2 separate regions of the Homo sapiens genome follow, and region 1 is linked to region 2. A link is a loop called in an ENCODE intact Hi-C map of the cell type or tissue named here. Cell type or tissue: mammary epithelial cell. All regions are shown on one strand. Links, peaks and the distances in the headings refer to the core of each region. The heading gives the core; the rest is flanking DNA.

Region 1 (2,909 bases), core at 201-2,700, 200 kb before region 2:
CTCCCAAAATGCTGAGATTATAGACATGAGCCACTGTGCCCGGCCCACCCACTGATTTTTAAATGCTTTCAACATGGGGAGGTGAGAGTTTAGATCAGAGATCAGCAAACTTTTTCTGCAAAGAGCCAGGGTAGGCCGGGCACAGTGGCTCACGCCTGTAATCCCAACACTTTGGGAGGCAAGGCGGCTGAATCACCTGAGGTCAGGAGTTCAAGACCAGCCTGGCAAATATGGCGAAACCCCGTCTCTGCTGAAAATACCAAAACTAGCCAGGTGTGGTGGTATGCACCTGTAATCCCAGCTACTCGGGGGACTGAGATAGGAGAATCGCTTGAACCTGGCAGGTGGAGGTTGCAGTGAGTCAAGATTGTGCCACTGCACTCCAGCCTGGGCGACAGAGTGAGACTCCATTAAAAAAAAAAAACAACAAAAAAAACAGAGAGCCAGGGTAGTAAATATTTTAGGATTGATGGGCCATAAACTCTTTGTCTCAACTACTCAACTCTGCTGTGGTTGTTCAAAAACAGCCAAAGACGTAACATAAATGAGTAGGCGTGGCTGTGCTCCATAAATGCTTTATTTATGGATGCTGAAATCTGAATTTCATATAAGTGTCACATGTCACAACATTTCTCCTGTTGATTTTTTTCAACCTTTAAAAAAGTCATCCTTCATTCGTGGCCATATACAAACAGGGGCAGGCCACCTGGAGTAGGCCAATGGGCCATCATTTGCAGATTCCTGGATTAGGTGAAGTTCCCAATTCCAAGCTTGCAGCCCAGATCTGCTCTCCCCCGTCCCCTCCACCCCACTCACTCCTGAGGTTACCAGGGACCTGGGCCACACCAGCTGCCCCTCGATAAGATAAAGGTATGTGTGTGAAGGGACAGGAACAAGTGAGCGGAAATCCTGATCCCTCCAGGGATGGGGGCGGGAGCGTGAAGGCTGTGAATTTGAGAGACGTGCTGATGAGTAATGTGGTTTCACTTCAGGTCATTTCCTGAAAGTCAGATCCACTTTGCACGTGAGGACAAGAGTGGGAGCTTCCGAATTCACTCTCGGGGCCTCCAAATTAAAAGCCAAATAGGATGTAGCTTTTGCCTGGGCTGCATCTTCATCTGTCAAGAGCAGTTATCTTCAGTGTGCCACTGGGGCCTGCTACTGTCTGTCATTCACCCCCACCCAGTGCCTGTGGGGGCATGCACACCCCAGCAGGGGGAGGTATCCAGTAACGGGTCCAGATACCACTGGTTATTCCAACAAGGAGGGAGGTGAGATTAGGGGCCCCTGAGGGAGGACTTACCCAGCCAGGTCTTTAGAGGAACCTGCCACCTCTGGCCCAAACTTCTAGCCAGTCTTGCCACTTAGGGCCTAGGCTAGACTCTTGGAGGTTCTCTCTGGAAAAGGGTTGGGAATGCTCTACAAAGGCCCAGTTATCTAGAGAGGAAGGAAAATAGCAGAGTCTGATGCTCAGAAACTGCCAGCTTCCGGCCTTGCACCGTGGCTCACATCTGTAATCCCAGCACTCTGGGAGGCCCAGGCGGGAGGATTGCTTGAAGCCAGGAGTTTGAGACCAGCCTGGGCAATATAATGAGACCCCGTCTCTATAAGAAACATAAAAAATTAGCCAACGTGGTGGTGCATGCCTGTAGTCCCTGCTACTCAGGAGGCTAAAGCAGGAGGATCACTTGAGCCCAGGAGGTCAAGGCTGCAGTAAGCTAAGATTGCACCACTGCACTCCATTCCAGGCTAGAGTGAGACTCCATCTCTAAAGAAAAAACAAAAAAAAAACATGCAACAAAACTGCCAGCCCCAGCCCCTGCGGGGAGAGATGGGAAAGAAGGCAGGAAGACGGATGGTGACTCAGAGAAGACCCAGAAAGGAAGGGCCTCTGAGTCACATACTCAGATTCCTAATCTCAGCCCAGACCTTGACTTGCTGTGTGACCTTGGGCCAATTGCTTTGTCTCTCTGAGTTTAAATGTCCTCAACATGGAGAGTCTTACCAGCTTTGGCCCATCTCAAGCCTGTACAGTTTAAGGCCCACAGGAAGCCCAAGAGAGCATCTCGTAGGCCCCGAATGTCATTCCTGTGCAAGACTGAAAGTCAGTGTGTCCCGGAAGACAGCCTGGACGCAGTGTGTTCTGCAGTAGGACCACTGAACTCATGACACCCTGTTCTTTCCTTGCTCTCCCCCGCAGCAGCAGTCTGGGGGCCTAGAAGCTGAGCTGACCTGTTTCTTTGTCCTCCTTGCCCCCAAAAACTCCATAGGAAAAGACACTCTTTGTAATCAGAAGACTTAGGTTAAGACTCAGCTCATCACCAGTCACGTGATCGCTGGCAAATGACCTCTCTGAACTTCGGGATTCTCATCTATAAAATGAGTCTAACAACATCTCATTGGGCTGTGGTGACAAGTTGTCTTAGGAATGTGAAATTGCTTTGTAAACATAACGGGCCACACCTGATATATATTTACATTTTTCCCGCTACTCACAGCCAGTCACAGTCGTCTCACTATGTTCTAATGCCATCCTAGCCATGGTGCAGAGATAGAACCAGAGTGGACAAGGACTCTGTTGACACCCTGCCCCATCCCCACCCCCTGATTTGTCAATGGTGGAAGCTGCAATGCTGGACTCCTAGACTTGATTTATTGGAGAATGGGGCTTTCATTCCCATTTGCTTCAACCAGCCCCGGCTGGGTCCCCACACCCTGGGTGGCTGAGCCAGGCTGGGATGTGACCTCCTAGCCATGCTCTCTGGGCCCTATGGCCCTGGTCTATCACCTCTGCTCCCACCCAAATAATCCAAGGCCTTGAACCTGGCCTCCCTGCCTTGCTGTCTGAGAATCAATGGTCCCACACCTCCCAAGATGACTGAGAAGGAGAACGCTTCTACCCCACCTTC
Region 2 (2,909 bases), core at 194-2,693:
AGACTTCCGGGTAGGGCAGCTGGCCAGCAGCTGGAAGGGCTTGCTCCCCAGGCCCCAGCGGTTCCTCTGTGTCCCCTGACTCGCATTGCAGAGCTGGCACTTTGCATTTGCTCACTTACTAGTTACTTCTTGTGCGTTTTGATTGGTACCCGATTTCTAAGCAAAAGAAATCCTCCAACTTATTACCAGAAGTAATAGCAGAGTGCCTTGCCAAAACTCTATGGGTTGACATTGAATACCCTCACTAATTCCTGCGTGTTGAAGTTAAGCTAGAGCTGAGCGATGCATCCTGTGCTCCCCCAACACACACACACACACACACACACACACACACACACACACGCATGCACACACGCCCTGGGTTGTTGGGCAGCATCCTGATACGGATACAAATGTAACTGGAATGTCAGTCTCACCTTCTGTGCGGCTGGGGGAAGTGATTCACGTCTAAGCAGTGAAGCATCCCCTAGCTTTTAACAGGAGCTGTTAGAGGGGCTGCTGTTTGAACAAGGAGCTTCATCTTCCTGAAGCCAGCAGTCACAAAACCGTAAACACAACACTGGCCAACTCTATTGCGGGGACCGTGGTGGCTTGACGTTAATATTAAACATCTCCAGCAAGGCAGAGAGCTCTGCATCCCAGGTCCGGAATAAAAATAAATAAAAATAAAGAGAAACCCTGCTAAAAGCAGTGTGATGATTTGTCGTCTTTCCTTTGTGAGGCCATTTGTCTTCTCTCACATCAAATCTGTTATAAAACAGTCAAACTGTGAAAGTGGACATCATCCCGGGAATATGGAATATTAATGCGTGGAAGGAGCGGCGCCCCTTTTGTCTGAAGAGTGGCTCCTCCCCCACCCCTCTGCTTTTTTGCAAGTCCGCTAAGGTAAATTATTTTTCTTTAAAATCATGTGGAAGATTTGAAGCTAGTAGTAGGGATGGTGGAAGTTTTGAGTATTTTTCTTCCTTTGTTAAAGTGCAGGGGATTTGTGACTGGCTTGAGTAAGGAGGAAGCACAAGTGAGAAGAAAACCTGTCCACGTGCAGTCCCCTTCTCGCCCCCATCCCTCTCCCCTCTCCTCCCTGTTCCCCAGCCTCTCAGTTCCTTTGTTTGGGGCCTGAACCTGCTTCTTGGAACATTTATAAATCTTGAGTCTGTCTGATCTTTAGGGGACAGGCCAGAGGCCGTGTGTCACCATGTGTAATTTAGAGCTGTAGGGCTAAAAGCTTTTCCAGAGGTTTGAAGGACCTAGTTCTGACCTGACCAAAAGAACGAATTGGAACAGACCTTCTAGAGTCTCCTTCAAGCACTGGGGAGGATGGTGATGAGAGCAGACACACGGGGTAATTTATGGGCTCCGCTGACTGGTGGCTGGGTCCACTTGGAAACGAGTCGTGTACTGCCACCTTGTGGCAGATTCGGGCGGCTGCGGTTTTGTTGTTTTGGAACCTTGTGAAGAGTTTCAGCTAGTGTCGGATTGGACATGATTTGCCTTGTATCTAGATTTAGGTAATTAGTGATAGATAAGGGGTGTCTCTGAGTCATTCTTATTTTGCTAAGTTGATCCTGTTAAGAAATAAGTCTTAGCTGAAAGAAGACTGCTTTCTTTCCCCTTTACCTCCTTTCTTCTGCTTTGTGGTTTTTTTATGGGGGTTTTTGTTGTTGTTCAGTTTTGGTTTGTTTTTTGGTATGGAATTATGATGAGATTTCAGGAGAGAAGCCTGTGATCCTCCTTGGGTTGTTGGGGGATGTTAAGAGGAGAGTGAGGGAGAGTAAGTACCGACTTTTTGGCCGTATTCAGAAATCCTAAGTTTTCTACTATAGTGATTTTTGTGTCATTCTGACTAAATACTAACTCCTTATCAGCACTGTGTCTTTTTACTTGGATTACTTTCCCAGCAATCCAGCCTTCTTGGGGAGCTAAGTTTTTCTTTTCTTTTTTTTTTTTTTTTTTTTTTTTTTAGATGGAGTCTCACTCTTTTGCCCAGGCTGGAGTGCAATGGCACAATCTCGGCTCACTGCAACCTCCGCCTCCCAGGTTCAAGTGATTTTCCCGGCTCAGCCTCCCAAGTACCTGGGATTACAGGCACACACCACCACGCCCAGCTATTTTTTGTATTTTTAGTAGAGACGAGGTTTCTCCATGTTGGCCATGCTGGTCTCAAACCCCTAACCTCAGGTGATCCGCCCACCTTGGCCTCCCAAAGTTCTGGGATTACAGGTGTGAGCCACTGCGCCCAGCCTTGAGGAGCTAAGTTCTAATGCATGTCACCTGTGTCTGAGCCCATTCCCGTGACATACATAGGGCTGCCCCTACCACACAGCCCCAAAGAGCACAGGGCGATTGCCTGCCATTTGGATCAGTATGTTTCTCCTTTTAGGTCATAGAGACACTTCTCAAATATCTTTCTCTCATTTGTAAAGTCACTGATACCGAGTAGGATGAATTTGGGTCGGGGAAAGCAAAGGAATGATGAAAGGAGGGTGCCATTTAGTCCCTCGTGTTGGTTGGGAGCAACTGTAATGCATGCACACAGGTCCTCAGCATGTTGCTCTGTCTCATTCCATTTCTCATGATCATAGATGACGATGCCATTTATGCAATGCGGACTTTGCTTAGTGCTGTAAAAACAGTATGTTTAAGGAAGATATTGTCACCATCTTACTGATGAGGAAGCTAAGATTCAGGGGGCTAAGTAATTTACCTAAGGTCCTAGACCCAGTAAGGACCTGAGCCAGTCAGAACCAACTCTGACAGCACCTTCCAGCCCCTCTGCATTTGTGATACCATGCTCTATGCCATATAAAAGCATTCGCCTTGTTCTATTTAACTATTCAAGATTTCTATTAAGCTGGTTTCTCTAAGTATATAAGAAAAGAAAGCTGCTGTCCAAGCCGGGCGCGGTGGCT

What was found. Hi-C counts contacts between places; a loop is a spot of excess contacts. Peaks named below come from ENCODE experiments on the same cell type or tissue, not always from the same donor. Only the 100,000 strongest peaks of a DNase experiment are listed, where the experiment ranks them.
Region 1: it touches region 2 in a loop (19-fold over the local background); 5 of 110 quality-filtered maps call a loop at or near these places.

Annotation. Positions count from the first base shown.
Region 1 is chr17:36,849,062-36,851,970 of GRCh38, forward strand. No RefSeq gene overlaps it. Among named protein-coding and RNA genes, the nearest start is that of LHX1-DT, 86 kb to the right of the region's middle. RefSeq lists an enhancer at 736-1,935. In mammary epithelial cell, for the core only: a CTCF peak has its summit at 1,197 (motif pointing right); DNase peaks (open chromatin) are centred at 980 and 1,860; H3K27ac peaks cover 595 bases.
Region 2 is chr17:37,046,429-37,049,337 of GRCh38, forward strand. All of the region lies in intron 11 of AATF (apoptosis antagonizing transcription factor), which reads left to right. All of the region lies in intron 1 of LOC105371753 (a long non-coding RNA gene), which reads right to left. Among named protein-coding and RNA genes, the nearest start is that of MIR2909, 14 kb to the left of the region's middle. RefSeq lists an enhancer at 1,670-2,170. In mammary epithelial cell, for the core only: a CTCF peak has its summit at 1,415 (motif pointing left); a DNase peak (open chromatin) is centred at 1,383.